Linked DNA regions of Homo sapiens: region 2 is linked to region 1. Evidence: chromatin contacts called from ENCODE Hi-C or POLR2A ChIA-PET data. All regions are on one chromosome and are shown on one strand. Each heading gives the region's core, a stretch centred on a gene start or an enhancer-like site at or near the end of the contact. The rest is flanking DNA. Distances are from core to core; before and after follow the strand shown. Region 1 overlaps FSTL1 (follistatin like 1). Region 2 overlaps RABL3 (RAB, member of RAS oncogene family like 3).

What was found. A loop is a pair of places that touch in the nucleus more often than their neighbours do. ChIA-PET counts read pairs that join two places held with the same protein, here RNA polymerase II (POLR2A). Pooled maps may share reads with other maps.
Region 2: a loop to region 1 is called in a pooled map, with 5 times the contacts of the local background. The contact joins two enhancer-like sites. A Hi-C loop is called at or near these places in 2 of 50 pooled maps. POLR2A ChIA-PET finds 5 or more read pairs at or near these places in 2 of 52 experiments (GM10248 and naive thymus-derived CD4-positive, alpha-beta T cell).

What each region holds. Positions count from the first base shown.
Region 1 is chr3:120,415,940-120,419,257 of GRCh38, reverse strand. It overlaps FSTL1 (follistatin like 1), which reads left to right. Exons shown (of 11, transcript NM_007085.5): 3 at 3,231-3,318. It overlaps LOC124900546 (a long non-coding RNA gene), which reads left to right. Exons shown (of 2, transcript XR_007096030.1): 2 at 1-2,021. It also overlaps the pseudogene BTNL12P. Among named protein-coding and RNA genes, the nearest start is that of MIR198, 22 kb to the right of the region's middle. RefSeq lists an enhancer at 1,987-2,156. Within about 2 kb of position 1,842, at least 11 of the 41 ENCODE cell types and tissues checked have a DNase peak (open chromatin) inside an H3K27ac peak, as active enhancers do.
Region 2 is chr3:120,718,179-120,721,496 of GRCh38, reverse strand. The region is part of intron 2 of RABL3 (RAB, member of RAS oncogene family like 3); the gene reads left to right. Among named protein-coding and RNA genes, the nearest start is that of RABL3, 23 kb to the left of the region's middle. RefSeq lists enhancers at 1,772-1,921, 1,457-2,016. Within about 2 kb of position 1,823, at least 14 of the 41 ENCODE cell types and tissues checked have a DNase peak (open chromatin) inside an H3K27ac peak, as active enhancers do.

The sequences.
Region 1 (3,318 bases), core at 593-3,092:
ACCTCCCCCACATTGGTAGATCCCCCTACCCATGTTTTTGGAGCAGCCACCCTATTCTTCCACCTCCTGCACCACTTCTTGTTCCGAGGACAGAGCTGGGTGGAGCTGCAGGAGCCAACACTGCGCTTCTGCATTGCAGTGCTGGGCTGTGCAAGACAGAGAGAGATTGCCACCTATTGACAGACGTGTCACCTGCAAAGAGGAATGATTGTGTAACTAGTGGCTCCCCCCTTCTCTGTGTGCTCTTCAAACGGGCCTTTTGTTTTTTCCATTCAGTGAGTCCTTCTGTTCTCTATTATCACTGCAGTGCAAGGGAGGACAGGGAAAAACGGGGACATGACAGCCCAAGGTGGTAGTGACAGCATCTCAGTGGGAAAGTTGTCTGAAAATAAATTGCCCACTGTAGTAATAGCCACTTTCAGTTGTGTGGCAGGCACTGTGCTGCCTGCAGTACATCCCGTTTAATCCTCACAACAACCCTCTAAGAATCAGTACTCCCAGTTTTCACGAGGAAGCTGAGGTTTAAAGAGAGCACCTGGCCCACGACCAGCAAGTAAGGAATAGAGGTGGGATGTGGGTAATTTAAACCTAAATCTCTGACGCACTCTTAACGCACATTCTCCCGACACTTGCTAATTATGCAACTCACACCCCCATCATAATTTCCTTACGTCATCTGGATATGAAAATAAATCAAATATAAACTGCTTTCCCTTTGGGCAGAATTCTAGCTCTGCCACTTTCTAGTTATTTAAGCCTCTGCTCTCTCACCTGTGAAATGGGGCTAGTAATGATGTCTAACTTAAGGAGTTATTGAAGAGCTTAAATCACATATAATAAAAATAGTAGGATGCCGGATATTTATAAATGGGAGTTTAGTTATCAGTGGTTGAAGATACGAGTTGGAATCCTAGCTCCTCTCATTTCTAGCTTTGGAAACTTGGGCAAGTTATCTGACCTTTCTGGTCTTCAATTTCCTCATCTATGGAATAGGGTTAATAATAATATACCTATTCTTGCAGGGTTTCCCTATAAGACAAAATCATGTGTATGAAAACATTTTGTAAATTGTACTATTCAAATATTAGTTGTTATAACTCAAAAGTTATCTGTTTCTTCAAATGGATTTTTGAGAACTATTCCTGAAAAATGACTTGGTTTAATTCAATCCGTTTTTAATACTTACTAAAAACAACAATGTAAGTTAAAAGGAGGTTCCATACATGCCACAGGCTTTTCTGCAAGTAGCTCTATAAGGCATTCCCATGAATAACAGGTTTCATATGCAGCTTGTTTTACAGTTGGTACTTCCACATGTATCTCACTGAATCTCCGCAGGGCAGGGTTGGCATTTACCCCTACTTTATAGATGAGGACATGTGAGCCTTAAAGAATGAAAATTACTAGTTAAGGACAGAGACTAGTGAGTGGAGGTTTGTGGGTGTTTGCCTGTGGAGCTGTGTGCGGGTGTCTTTGAGTGCAGGCATGTGTCTGAGCATGCTTTTTTATGCATTTGTGTGTCCATAACTCATGGGAACAACTCGTCAGCAAAAACCTTTTCCTCTTCCTTTTTCGTGTTGCCTTACATTGTCAGGCACAGTTTCCACAAGAGGGCCCTGCCTGGAGAATATCCTTGATTTTTATCTCCACTCTCTGTTTAGGAAAACAAAAGCTCTCCAATCCCCGCGGACTTCTGGGAATTACTTCCTCTTTCTTCCCCGCCTGCTAGCTTTCTTGAATTCGCCTTAGCAACATTCAAAAAAGAATTGGTTTATCAACAGCATGTGAACCAATGAAATGTGAGCTGAGAACGGCTTCTAGACCAATGGGAGCCCTGCATGACCAGCAAGCTGGCTTGGGACAGAAAATAATGACCTGGAGTTTGCAGAGCAGCCTCTGGGTGGCAGCAGACTAGCTGTATTGGATACAGCACCTCAGCTCGAAAGCCTCTTCTTTCTTTTTGCTTTTTTCCCCTAATCTTGAGTATAAAACATTCACCAACTATAAGAATTGTACTGTTACAAGACTTGTGGGTGTGAGTTCTCTGCATAATGTGGTAGACATGGCCTGGAGGGTGGACTGTCTGGTTCCATCCCTGCCTTACCCCAGCCAGCCCCATGACCCCATCGTGCCTCCTGCAGTCTTTGTTGGTTTTGTCACAGCATCTAGCCCAGTAGCCTTGAGTCTGGAGGTCTTTCGTGATTTTGCCTGCCCAGCCAGTCAGGATGAGAAGCTGGGGAAATCACATTCTCCTTCATGCAACCACCACTACCCCTGGGTTGAGTGGTGAATGAGGTGGGGCTGGCTTTCTGCCACCAGTGAATGGGAGGGAAGGGATGAGCCACCAACAGATCAGTGCCTGTCAATACCCCCACATTCTCAGGTGGCATACACTGAGACCATTCCCTGCCTTGTCAGTTCTGCTGCACACGTCTGAACAGGGGAATGCCTGACTAGCAAATGATTTGAGAATAGTTCTACTTTCAGGCAGCTTCGCCCTCTTAATCTTGAAGACAGTGGCAGACATGGGTAGGGGCTAAATGGGACCATAGCAAAAATAGCGAATCCACGTTTCCAATGGTTTAGCCATCCTTCTTTTGCCCTTTGAGATGATAATGCCTAGAACACCATTCAGTCAGGTTTGGGTCCTTCAGATAGTCATAGTTCTGTACAATGTTTCCATTTCTGCCTGACTTACTCCTCTCACCCTTTAAGAATCAGTTAAGACCTAGTATCTTCAGAAAGTATCCTTTGAAAAATTCTCACCCTCTTCCTCCCCTCCAGCTCCCTGGTGATCCTGTTCTTGCACTTCCTGTGTTGTTTTCCAAATGTCTCTTTCTTTGTGAGTTTCCTCTGAGAGTCATGGAGCTTCCTGAGGACAGGGTCTGTCCTTTGTATCTCCATCTCAGCGTAGTGTTGGCATAAAATTGGTGCTCAACAAGCATTTTTAGAAGAAAGGAAGCATGCAAGAAAGGAACTCTTGCTCTTTGAGAAACATATTAGGGACTCAGAAGTACCTGAACCTGGGCTGAAGCAGTATCTGGGAGTAGGGCACTAGCTGTTGGAGGCAACGTCTCCAACAGCTGTTTAAGACCCAACATCTAGCTGTTTAAGACCATGAGCCATGACTCCAGAGCAAAGCCCAAGCCTGAAAGATAATCTCATTATGGGCTCATTCCATAATGGGTTCATCTCAGTCACACGGTTTCCTTTATGATTGTATGTTTTAGGAAGAGCTAAGGAGCAAATCCAAGATCTGTGCCAATGTGTTTTGTGGAGCCGGCCGGGAATGTGCAGTCACAGAGAAAGGGGAACCCA
Region 2 (3,318 bases), core at 574-3,073, 300 kb before region 1:
TTTGCTCAGTAGATGTTCTTCCATCCCTTTATTTTGAGCCTATGTGTGTCTCTGCACATGAGATGGGTTTCCTGAATACAGCACACTGATGGGTCTTGACAATTTGCCAGTCTGTGTCTTTTAATTGGAGCATTTAGCCCACTTACAATTTAAGGTTAATATTGTTATGTGTGAATTTGATCCTGTCATTATAATGTTAGCTGGTTATTTTGCTCGTTAGTTGATGCAGTTTCTTCCTAGCCTCGATGGTCTTTACGCTTTGGCATGTTTTTGCAGTGGCTGGTACCGGTTGTTCCTTTCCATATTTAGTGCTTCCTTCAGGAACTCTTTTAGGGCAGGCCTGGTGGTGACAGAATCTCTCAGCATTTGCTTATCTGTAAAGTATTTTATTTCTCCTTCGCTTATGAAGCTTAGTTTGGCTGGATATGAAATTCTGGGTTGAAAATTCTTTTCTTTAAGAATGTTGAATATTGGCCCCCACTCTGTTCTGGCTTGTAGAGTTTCTGCCAAGAGATCAGCTGTTAGTCTGATGTGCTTCCCTTTGTGGGTAACCTGACTTTTCTCTCTGGCTGCCCTTAACATTTTTTCCTTCATTTCAACTTTGGTGAATCTGACAATTATGTGTCTTGGAGTTGCTCTTCTCGAGGAGTCTCTTTGTGGCGTTCTCTGTATTTCCTGAATTTGAATGTTGGCCTGCCTTGCTAGATTGGGGAAGTTCTCCTAGATAATATCCTGCAGAGTGTTTTCCAACTTGGTTCCATTCTCCCTGTCACTTTCAGGTAGACCAGTCAGACATAGATTTGGTCTTTTCACGTAGTCCCATATTTCTTGGAGGCTTTGTTCCTTTCTTTTTATTCTTTTTTCTCTAAAATTATCTTCTCGCTTCATTTCATTCATTTGATCTTCCATCGCTGATACCCTTTCTTCCAATTGATTGAATCGACTACTGAGGCTTGTGCATTCGTCACGTAGTTCTCATGCCGTGGTTTTCAGCTCCATCAGGTCCTTTAAGGACTTGTCTGTGTTGATTATTCTAGTTAGCCTTTCATCTAATCTTTTTCCAAGGTTTTTAACTTCTTTGCCTTGGGTTCGAACTTCCTCCTTTAGCTCTGAGTAGTTTGATCGTCTGAAGCCTTCTTCTCTCAAATCATCAAAGTCATTCTCCATCCAGCTTTGCTCCATTGTCGGTGATGAGCTGCGTTCCTTTGGAGGAGGAGAGGCACTCTGATTTTCAGAATTTTCAGCTTTTCTGCTCTGTTTTTTCCCCATCTTTGTGGTTTTATCTACCTTTGGTCTTTGATGATGGTGATGTACAGATGAGGTTTTGGTGAGGATGTCCTTTCTGTTTGTTAGTTTTCCTTCTAACAGTCAGGACCCTCAGCTGCAGATCTGTTGGAGTTTGCTGGAGGTCCGCTCCAGACCCTGTTTGCCTGGGTATCACCAGCGGAGGCTATAGAATGGCGGATATTGGTGAACAGCAAATGTTGCTGCCTGATTGTTCCTCTGGAAGTTTTGTCTCAGAGGAGTACCTGGCCGTGTGAGGTGTCAGTCTGCCCCTACTGGGGGGTGTCTCTCAGTTAGGCTACTCGGGGGTCAGGGACCCACTTGAGGAGGCAGTCTGTCCATTCTCAGATCTCAAGCTGCATGCTGGGAGAACCACTACTCTCTTCAAAGCTGTCAGACAGGGACATTTAAGTCTGCAGAGGTTTCTGGCTATGCCCTGCCCCCAGAGGTGGAGTCTACAGAGGCAGGCAGGCCTCCTTGAGCTGCGGTGGGCTCCACCCAGTTCGAGCTTCCTGGCTGCTTTGTTTACCTACTCAAGCCTTGGCAATGGTGGGTGCCCCTCCCCCAGCCTGGCTGCTGCCTTGCAGTTTGCTCTCAGACTGCTGTGCTAGCAATGAGCGAGGCTTCGTGGGCGTAGGACCCTTCGAGCCAGGAGCGAGATACAATCTTCTGGTGTGCCTTTTGCTAAGACCGTTGGAAAAGCGCAGTATTAGGGTGAGAGTGACCCAATTTTCCAGGTGCCATCTGTCACCGCTTCCCTTGGCTAGGAAGGGGAATTCCCTGACCCCTTGCGCTTCCCAGGTGAGGCGATGCCTCGCCTTGCTTCGACTCACACTCGGTGCGCTGTGCCCACTGTCCTGCACCCACTGTCTGGCACTCCCCAGTGAGATGAACCCAGTACCTCAGTTGGAAATGCAGGAATCATTTGTCTTCTGTGTCGCTCACGCTGGGAGCTGTAGACTGGAGCTGTTCCTATTCGGCCATCCTGGCTCCACCCTCCCCACGTCCAGTTTTATGGTCAATTTTGATAAAAATTTCATATGCACTTGAAAACAAAGTATATTTTGTAATTGTTGGGTGCAGTGTTCTAAATATGTGTTAATCATTTGTTAAATCTTCTCCATCTCTGTTGGGTGGGTTTTTTTGGTCTGTTTTTTTCATCAATTGCTAAGGAATAAGTATTATAATCTCCAACAGTAAGTGTGAATTTGTCTATTCCTCATTTTAATCCTGTCCATTTTTCATTTATATACTTTGAGATTATATTACTAGGTGAGTACTAATTTATGATTGTTTGAACTTCCTAAAGGATTTAACATTTTGTTATTTTAATATGTCCCTCCCTATATCTGGTAATACATTGTACCTCGAAGACTATTTTGTCTGATATTAAAATAGTTAAAGCCAACTTATTTTTAGTTAGTGTTTGTGTGGTTTACCTTATTTACATATTTCAACTTTCATCTTTCTGTGTCCTAATATCTATGGGATGTCTCTTATAAGTAAGATATAGCTAAATTTTGTTTTGATGACCAGTCTGACAGTCTTAGTATTTTTATTTGATTCTTGGGCCTTGCCCCCAGATATTCTGACTCAGAGTTGATTGGTGCCCAAGCATCTGCATTTTAAGAAGCATCTTGATGATTCTCTTATAGGTGAATAATGCCTTGAGAAATACTGGGTAAGGAGTGCAATCATATTGCCAAGTGGATATCAAAGTGTTTAATGACAGGACTTATAGAGCAGAGGTATAAGACTAAGAATGAGATGCTAATAGGAAGCTAGTACATATTAACGATAAGACAAGGAGGGAGGGGAGTATAGCTGATGGTCCAGAGCATCTAAAGAAGGCAGATTTTTAATATAAGGGTAGAGGAGTAATGCACTAGAAGTAGCTTTGGAGTGTTAGCAAGGCATTTCCTATTTTCTGAACTCCAAGGTAATTAGAATATTGAAAAGTGAACAGCATCTATCTGAGAGGACATAAGGAGAAGTTGTGTTTTCAAGGTAGAGGCGGAGATTTGTTAATAGAAT